Regions from separate parts of the Mus musculus genome. Here region 1 is linked to region 2. A link is a contact called in ENCODE Hi-C or POLR2A ChIA-PET data. All regions are on one chromosome and are shown on one strand. The core of a region is the stretch at or near the end of the contact, and the rest is flanking DNA. Distances in the headings are between cores, read along the strand shown. Region 1 holds the start of Elf1 (E74-like factor 1). Region 2 has its middle 5.5 kb from the start of Kbtbd6.

Region 1 (4,254 bases), core at 324-2,823, 36 kb before region 2:
CAGCTGTGCCAGTTAAGGCTATAAAATATTGTTGGGAACACACAAACAACCAAAACTTCTGCTCAGTAATGGTTTTGACCAGAAACTCATCCGCCGGAGTCAGTTTTTCCTTATTTGTGCCCAAAGGCCCAACAGACTAAACATTACAGCTGCCCCAATTTTCTAATTTCAACTTGCATTTATGATAACGCTTTTGTTTCGTGTACGGCGCTCAGGCTGCTGACACAGCTGGGCCGCTTCTTTGTAATAAACACAGGGCTTCTATATTTAAAAGTACAGTGCAACTTTGTTGTAACATCCCCTCCCCAGTCTCCGGGCTAATTTTCTGTCTTCCAAGCTCCACCTCCATCCCATGATTTTTTTTTTTTTTTAAATCAGTGACGCTCCAAACAGCCTCCGGGAAAGCCGGCTCTGTTCTTTCAAGACATCTCATCCCAGTGGTATTTTTCTTCTCCGCAGTTTGCCGTGTGTTTGAAGAGGAAAGGGGAGTTAGAAGGAAAATAAGAGACATTCTGCAAAAGCCTTGAGGCGAGGGTTGCTGGGGGGGGGGGGGAGCGGTGGACCGGGCTCGGGTGCACGCGGCGGGGGTCCTAGAGCCCAGCCGGCGACAAGGGATCGGCGGGGGTCTGGCGATAGGGAGCAGCGGGGTGGTCTCCAGCCGCTGTTGACAGTAACTGGAGCGCAGCGGGCACGCCCCGGCCCGCCGAGTAGGAAGGGGGCGGCGGAGCAGGGTGTGGGCCGAGGGGGCACCCGGGCGGGGGGAGATAAGGCGAGGCCCAAGTTAATCATCACCTCCCGAGCGCCTGGAAAAGTACGGGCTGAGGGCGGGGTACAGCCGCGGGGAAAGCGAAACTCCTCTCGCAGCGGGCCCGAGAGCGGCCGCCGCGCTCCTCCGGCCTCCGAGAGCCAAGCTCCCATCCACGGGAGCAACTACACTGCCTGCTCCCAAACTCACCCCGAACACGGCTGCAGAAGTCAGCCAGAGCCACTAAGCAAGTAAACTCAACTAGAGCAAAAAGTGACACTGTTCCCATACCGGGAGTCGAACCCGGGCCGCCTGGGTGAAAACCAGGAATCCTAACCGCTAGACCATATGGGAAGTGCTGCTACAAGCACTGCTGTGACCCACCTGACTAGCGTCAGCGCCGCTACCACTCAGCCACTCTGCTGCAACTCGCGCCGCCGAAGCCGCCCCCGCGGCCGCTGCCCCACGCGCGGGCACGAGCCCGGCGGAGCGCGCGGGCGTGGCGGGGGGGAGGAGCGGGGCCGGTGCGCGCCCCTGGAAAGTTCTGAGCCGAAGCCGGGCGCCCCGTGCGCTCCCGGAACGGGCGGCTGCGCCTTTCTTTCTCAGCCGTCAGGTCCCGGGCTGCTCCCCGGTCACAGAGCGGGCGGGCAAGCCGGCAAAGCCGAGGGCGGCGCCGGCTGTGGGAACGGCGGCGTGCGGCCGGGGCTGGGGGGAGGCGATCGAGCCTCTCGGCTGCGAGCCAGCTCGGGAGTGGAGGTTCTGGATCCCGGGAGGCGTGAGGACCGCGGGATGGAGCCTGGGTCGGACGCTCGGGGCCCGCGGCTCCGGTCCCGTCGCGCTTTCGTCCCTTCTGGGTGACCTCAACCCCTTTATACCGACCCCACCTCTCAGGCGCCGCGAGTACCGCCCCGTGGGGGAGGGGAAGAGGCGGTGACAACCGCGCGCGCGGGTTGGGCCGTCGCGGCCGCCGTAGTCCACCCGTGGAAACGCCGTACCCGGGGGGGACGCCGAGACCGAGAGGTCCTGGCTTGAGCCACCGGCGGACATCAGTGAGCGGGATCGCGGGCTGCCCGCGGAGCTGCCGCCGTCATGTGAGTCGGGTCGGGTCGGGTCGGGCTTGCGCCGCCAGGCGCCCGCGAGTGGCCTCCTCCCGCCCCTCCGCTCGCCCGGGGCCGCCCGACCTGCGGGGCCGGTTCTCTCGGAGACGCGGCCGCCCTCTAGGCAGGAGCCGGGGACTCGGGTGCCGCCCCCGCCCGCCCGCCGGGGCCCGGGCCCGGGGCCGGGGTGGCGCTGCGGCCTCAGACGTCCAGGGGCTTTTCCCAGCCTCGCGTCCCCAGAACGAATGAATTAGCTAGAAGGGCACGGGAAAGAGAAATACTTTGAGACTTCTTCATCTCGGTGCAGTGTGATTTACCTTCACCGGAGAGCAGTTTTCCACGGACTTTAGCTTTACATAAATAATACAACTGCTTTGCTAAGACAGAAGTCCGAAAACAGCCTTATATCCCATTTTTTAACAACTGTAAAAATTCCTTTCAATTTTTGGATAAGCTTAGAGTTGTTTTTATCTTTTCAGGGCCGACTACTGGAAGTCACAACCAAAGAAATTCTGTGATTACTGCAAGTGCTGGATAGCAGACAATAGGCCTGTATGAAATTTTTATTAAAATATTCACGTGATGTGTTGTTTTTTTGACTTTAGTGTGTATAAGCCACTTTCGTGTATAGTGCTCTTTATTCTTCAAAACCTAAAAAGGTTTCTTTTGTTTGATTCCTCTTATGAAAGCTATAGCCTTCTCCTTTTCATCAATCTGACTTTGATTTTAAGGCCAAATTATTTCTGGGGACTTTGAGGAAATGGACAGTGAGTGGGATAATCTTGTTTATGGAATACCTGCCCCTTAAAAAGGAATATTGTAGTTTTTCCTGTTCTCCACAGGAAGGAGAACAGCATTATTCCCTGGTGAGATACAAAGGGAGCAGCTGTAATATACCTTATGCTGAAAGCCTTGAGCCCACTATTTTTGCAAGGGGGTTGGGGGCGGTGATTTTTCAAGACAGGGTTTCCAGACAGCAACTCACTCTGTAGACCAGGCTAGCCCGCAGCCCACAGAGATCTACTTGGCTTTGCTTCCCAAGTGCTGGCAAAAAAGGTGTGTACCATGGCTAGACTCCTAGATCCAACTTTTTGTTTGTTTGTTTGTTTTTTTGTTTTTCAAGACAGGGTTTCTCTGTATAGCCCTGGCTGTCCTGAAACTCAGGCTATTGTAGACCAGGCTGACCTCGCGGAGTGCTGGGATTAAAGGTGTGCACCACCACTTAGATCCAACTTTTAAAGCATAAAGTAAGACGTCAGCTGGCTTTCTTCCCTCTTAGACATTCTACAATCAGACAAGCTACTGTATCAAAAGCTGTGGGCTATGGGGACTGGAGAGATGGCTTCACAGTCAGTAACAACTCCTGCTCTTGCAGAGGGTTGAGGTTCAGTTCCCAGTACCCACATGGCAGTTCGACACTACCTGTAACTCCAGTTTCAGGGTGTCCGACAGCCTCTTCTGACCTCCATTAGCGGCTATGCTCATGTCCTTACACACTCACAGGGGCGTAGACCCAGAAAATACGTTTTGAAAAACTACAGGGTCAGCAAGGGCAGAGGTGGTTCCCATCTTTAATCCCAGTATCCAGAGGCTATTAAGCAGATCTCCGAGCTCAAGGGCCGCTTGTTCTACAGAGTGAGTTCAAGGACAGCCAGATCTACGCAGAGAGATCCTGTCTTGAAAAAGCAAACCCTATAGTGTCTTGCATATACATAACGTATTACTTGGCAGAACTATTGTACACCACGGAATGATGCCATATTTTGTGCTACAGTCTGCCATTACACACTACTAAATCATCTTAGGCTTTGAGAGGAGTTTTGCTCTTCCCTTTGGCTTTGCTAGTAGGTGCTAAAGATTGTGCATATTTTATTTGGCTTAGGCTAATCCCTACCAAAACTGCCATGAGATTTTAAAACCACATAAATTGAAAAAAATATCCCAGGAGGTACCTATGCAATAAAATAACTTTAATGAGTTATGAAAATAAATTATCTTTCTAGAGGTCTGTGTGCATCTCCCTACATATCTAGTAATTTATTAGTGAAAACTATTTAATTTTGAATGGTGCTTTAATACAGTATTCTTTGTGTGGTATAATCAGCTGTAAGTAACTCGGTATAGGAACAATAGAGACAACTGTTTGCCTTACAAACTCTAGCTTTAAAGAGGTACTCTGAGGAGTATATTAGAATAGCTCCATTAATACATCATACAGGGTTTGATTGACAGGACTTTTAGGGTACTTCTTATTTCTTTCCACCAGACATCTATAATTTGTGAGAACTTCTGGATATTTATGTAGGCCCCAGTGCTCAGTCAGCCATCCCTGTCCCCAGCCATCTAATTATGTTACTCTTCAGAAGTCACCTCCCCCTTTGCTCAGGTCCATCCTTTCATTGTTTCTGTGTG
Region 2 (4,534 bases), core at 1,907-4,406:
ATTACTTTATGGCTTCCGCATGGTTCCTTTATGGCTTCCGCATGGTTAGTTACCTGTCTTCAGGTTTATGTGATGACCTCCTCCAGAGTCTGAGAAAAATCCCTTCAGCCTGACTCTTTCCCATAATTCCTCTCTCTCTCTCTCTCTCTCTGCTGGATGTCCCATCTCCTATTGCCTGCCTCAGCTCACTAGCCACAGGTTTTTTTTGTTTTCTGGGTTTTTTTTTTTTTTTTTTGGACTGGTGAATGCTTTTACAAAGTGCAAAAAAAGATTATCTCTACACTAGCCCCAAAACTTTATTCTTTTTTTTTGGGGGGGGGGGGATTGATTTTTTTGAGACAGGGTTTCTCTGTGTAGCCCTGGCTGTCCTGGAACTCATTTTGTAGACCAGGCTGGCCTAGAACTCAGAAATCCGCCTGCCTCTGCCTCCCGAGTGCTGGGATTAAAGGCGTGTGCCACCACACCCGGCTCCAAAACTTTATTCTTAAACAAGGTATGAGTGACAGATTATTTTTTAAGACTTTAGTTTTTATTTGGTTTTTTTTTTTTCATTTATATGAGTGTATTGTAGCTGTCTTCAGACACACCAGAAGAGGGGATCGGATCCTATTATAGATGATTGTGAGCCATCACGTGGTTGCTGGGACTTGAACTCAAGACGTTTGGAAAAGCAGTCAGTGCTCTTAACTGCTGAGCCATCTCTCCAGCAAGATTTTACTTTTAATTTTAGTTAAATATATATGTATACAGTAAGTGAGAATGGGCACATGAGTGCAGGTGCCCTTGGAGGCCAGAAAATGGCATCAGATTCCCTAAGGCTGAAGTTACAGGTGGTTTCAAGCCACCTAATTTGGGTGATGGGAACCGAACTTAGGACCTTTGGAAGAGCAGTATGTGCTGCTCTTAACTACTGACCCATCTTTTCAGACCCATGATGGTTTACTTTTATTGTGAACTTGATTGGCTCTAGAATCACCATAAAAAACACACATTTTCTAGTGTGTCTTCTGGGGCATTTCCAGATAAGTTGAATAATTCGGAGAAAACCCACCTTGAATGTGGACGGCACCGTCTCATGGACCCCTGAACTGAATCAAGAGGACTGAAAAGAAGCCAAGCCCTAGCCTTCATTGCTCTGTGCGTCCTGACTGCGGACACGATGTGACCCATGGCCACGCATTTCTGATGCCACGCTTTCCCCACCACAGTGGGATCCTTCAAGTTCAGACTTCTGTCCTTCTCTAAGCTGCTTTTGCCAGGTCTTTGCCATGTGAAAAGTAAGGAACAGAGGATGTTCAAGACCACTTTATGTCTTACTACGGTCTCATTTTGTAGCCCAGGCTGGCCTAGAATTCACTATGGATCCAGGCTACCCTAGCCTTGTTGTGACCCACCTGTTTCAGTCTCCTAGAAGCTTTGGTATAGGCCAGTCACCATTCCACCTATTAATCTGTTTGTTTATGAAACATTGCAAGTAGCTCAGAGTGGCCTTAAACTTGCTGTGTGTGTACCTGAGAATGACTGCGAACACCTAATTCTTTCTTCATCTCCCAAGTACAGAGATTATGGGTATGTACTTCCATACCCAACTATAAATGGTTTGGGGTTTTTTGTTTTTTGGTTTTTTTTTTTTTTGTTATTTTTGGTTATTTTTGAGACACCCTCCCCCACCAAGTTACCTGCAACTTTCTACATAGACCAGGCTGGACTTAGAGATGAGCCTGCTCTGCCTCTTGCCAACTGGTATTAATAGCACGGGCCACCACAGCCTGCCCTAATTCTCTATACTTTTACTGTAAATTTCTCAAGGTCATCCCATGCCTGAGTCTTCCTGCTGTAGGCCCGCCCGTTCCCATGGCTTTGTTTCATTGATTTAAGGTTTTCCTCCAAAAGCTCAACAGTGACATTTCCATCTCCTTGTCAAAACGGACTCTTATCTCCTTGATTCTTATCTGAGTCTTATCTCCTCCTGTATGTACTCTCAGGTACGAACCCCTGGCCCTGGGCATGTGTACTGAATCTCACACACTCCAAGCCACAGCTTTTCAAGACCCCTGTTCCTCAGAGAATCTTCCCAAATAACCTTGCCCTTCCTAGAGCTCCAGTGGTCTTAGGCATTGATCTAGTTCTTACCCCAGCAGGAAGCAGGTCGGTCAAAGCAGCCATATACACATGAAATAAACTACAGTCACTCAGTATGACCTGAATATTTCTATGTTTTCTACATAATGAAATCCTAATTTTTGAATGTGTCAAGGTATTAAGAGGTTTTGGAGAGATCTTGTCTCAAAAATAAATAATGAACAAATTGAGCACACACACACACATTTGGTCCAAGGAAATGGCTCAGTGGATAAAAGCATTTGTCACCCAAGACTGACGACCTGGACTCAGATCCCCAGAACCCACATAGAAAGGCAGACACAGTGGAGTGTTTTTGTAATCTCACATTCTTGTGGCGGTGAGAAGGAAGGTGCAGAGAGCAGGAAGCCTCCAGGAGCTCAGAGCCTGAAGCAAGCAGTGTACAGTGGGCACAACGAAGAGACCCTGCCTCAAACCAAGGAGGACAAGATCCATGGTTGATCTCCACATGTGTGCCATGGCAAGTGTGCACCATCACACACACACACACACACACACACACACACACATGAAAATTAGACAAATATTTAAAAACTAAATTCATGGCTGCTTGAGTGACCCAAATAAACCTTGTTTTGCTGATTTAATAATCTGATTTCCACAATGACTAATCCAGTCTAATGAAACTCAGTTCTAATCCGTGCAATGTGAGGGTGTGGGAGGTAGGCAGGCATGGGGGCATAGGCTATGTTGGCCCTTTTCAGAAAATTACTCAATTTTTGTTAAGATGTAATGATTTGTAAGCTAACCACGAATGTTAAGTAATGGGTAAGAAGAGAAGAGGAGAAAATTAGACGCTGGACGAAAGCTCTCCCGACGCCTCTTCATAGTCACTGTCTTTCAGGACTTCCCTGATGACTTGGATGGCAACGCCAGAGAAACTGCAGCTGCCCGTGGGCAGATTGGGAAACAAGAAGAGAATGGAGCACGGTAGGAGTGTGGCCGTGCAGCTCACTGCTCTGTTTTGTCTTCCTTTGCACTTACTGGTTTGAAGAGATTTGAGCTCAATTCTCTGCCATTTGAAAAGATGAAACCTCTCCGCGTCCCTCCACGGTGTGAGAAATGTGATTTATAAAGGCATGATTAGTTCAAAATTTAAAACGCTGTTGGCTCTTCTGGGAGAATGAGTACAGCGGGAATTAAATTGTAGGCTAGAGGCTGGTTGGGTTGCTATGGCAACCCAAACCAAAAAGGGGAGGTGGGATGGGGATTGGTATAATTGTTTTTCTTCAGCTCTGGAGAACTCAGTGAATGACATGCGCTTTGAATGCCGGTGTTTGTCCTGTAAATCAAAACAAATATCACACAGTCATGTGTGTCTTCTTTCATGAGCTTAGCACCGTCTAGGCCAGCGCTTCTCAATGTTCCTGCTGCTGCAACCCTTTAATACAGTTCCTCAGGTTGTGGTGATCCCCAGCCATACATTTTTTTTCCCGATACTTCATAACTGTGATTTTGCTACTGTTATGAATCATAATGTAGACATCAGTGTTTTCTAAAAGTATTAGGAAAACCCCACCACCCCTCTACCCCTCCACCCCGTGAAAAAAGGGTCATTAGCATCCAAAGGAGTGGATACCCACAGGTTGAGACCCACTGATCTCGAGACTGATGGAAAAGACGGATGTGGTCTCTTCCCCAAGGAAGCATGTTGTAGCAGAGGAGACAGATAATAAACAATAAAGGAAAGGATAAACAATTTCAGCACGTGACGGAGACGCATGTACACTGTCACATGTGTGTCACGCAGCCTGCCCTCGAAGGTGCATAAGCTTTAATGATGGGAAGGATTAAAGCATCTTTTAATGTTAATCTAAAGTAGACTTGCAGAATCACGAATGCTTTGAGAAACCTAGGGATGAATGACTCTGTTATGATCTACACGGGGTTCATCATGCACATGGGGTTCATCATGCACATGGGGTTCATCATGCACATGCATGTGCGTACAGGTGGAGGGCAAGAGTTGACGTCAGGTATTAACCCAGCACATCTCAGTGAACCTGGAGCTCTCGGATCAGTGACACTGGCTGGCCAGCCAGCCCCCGTAGGATGACAGATGCATACCCTGCTGTGTTCAGCTTTTGACATGGATGGTGGGGATCTGGACTCTGGCCTTCAGGCTTGTGTAGGAATCTCTTCACAAACAGAGCCATCTCCCTAGCCTCAGAGTGGTTTTCTAGGCACCTGAAATTGGCCTTGAACTCCCAACCCTGTTGTGTCTATCTCCCAAGTGCTGGGATTACAGGTGTGCATCTCTAGGCCTGGTTCTAAATTACTTTTAACAGAAAGCCTTATATCTAGTGCTGGACATATAGGTCAGTGGTAAAATACCTGCCTAGCATGCACAAGGCCATGAGTTTGATGTAGCAACTTTTCCATAAAACTAGAA

Evidence for each region. Hi-C counts contacts between places; a loop is a spot of excess contacts on that map. ChIA-PET counts read pairs that join two places held with the same protein, here RNA polymerase II (POLR2A).
Region 1: a loop to region 2 is called in a map of left cerebral cortex, with 4 times the contacts of the local background. The contact joins the promoter of Elf1 here to the enhancer-like site in region 2. A Hi-C loop is called at or near these places in 1 of 37 maps with a recorded cell type or tissue (left cerebral cortex). POLR2A ChIA-PET finds 5 or more read pairs at or near these places in 3 of 5 experiments (Patski and embryonic stem cell).

The regions. Positions count from the first base shown.
Region 1 is chr14:79,478,513-79,482,766 of GRCm38, reverse strand. Elf1 (E74-like factor 1) reads right to left here and starts at 1,573. Exons shown (of 9, transcript NM_007920.4): 1 at 1,130-1,573. It overlaps Wbp4 (WW domain binding protein 4), which reads left to right and starts at 1,499. Exons shown (of 10, transcript NM_018765.3): 1 at 1,499-1,836; 2 at 2,322-2,394. The coding sequence starts at 1,835. It overlaps n-TEttc4 (a tRNA gene), which reads right to left and starts at 1,099; the gene lies at 1,028-1,099.
Region 2 is chr14:79,444,028-79,448,561 of GRCm38, reverse strand. No RefSeq gene overlaps it. Among named protein-coding and RNA genes, the nearest start is that of Kbtbd6, 5.5 kb to the left of the region's middle. Within about 2 kb of position 3,156, at least 1 of the 3 ENCODE cell types and tissues checked has a DNase peak (open chromatin) inside an H3K27ac peak, as active enhancers do; it is left cerebral cortex, where a contact is called at or near this core.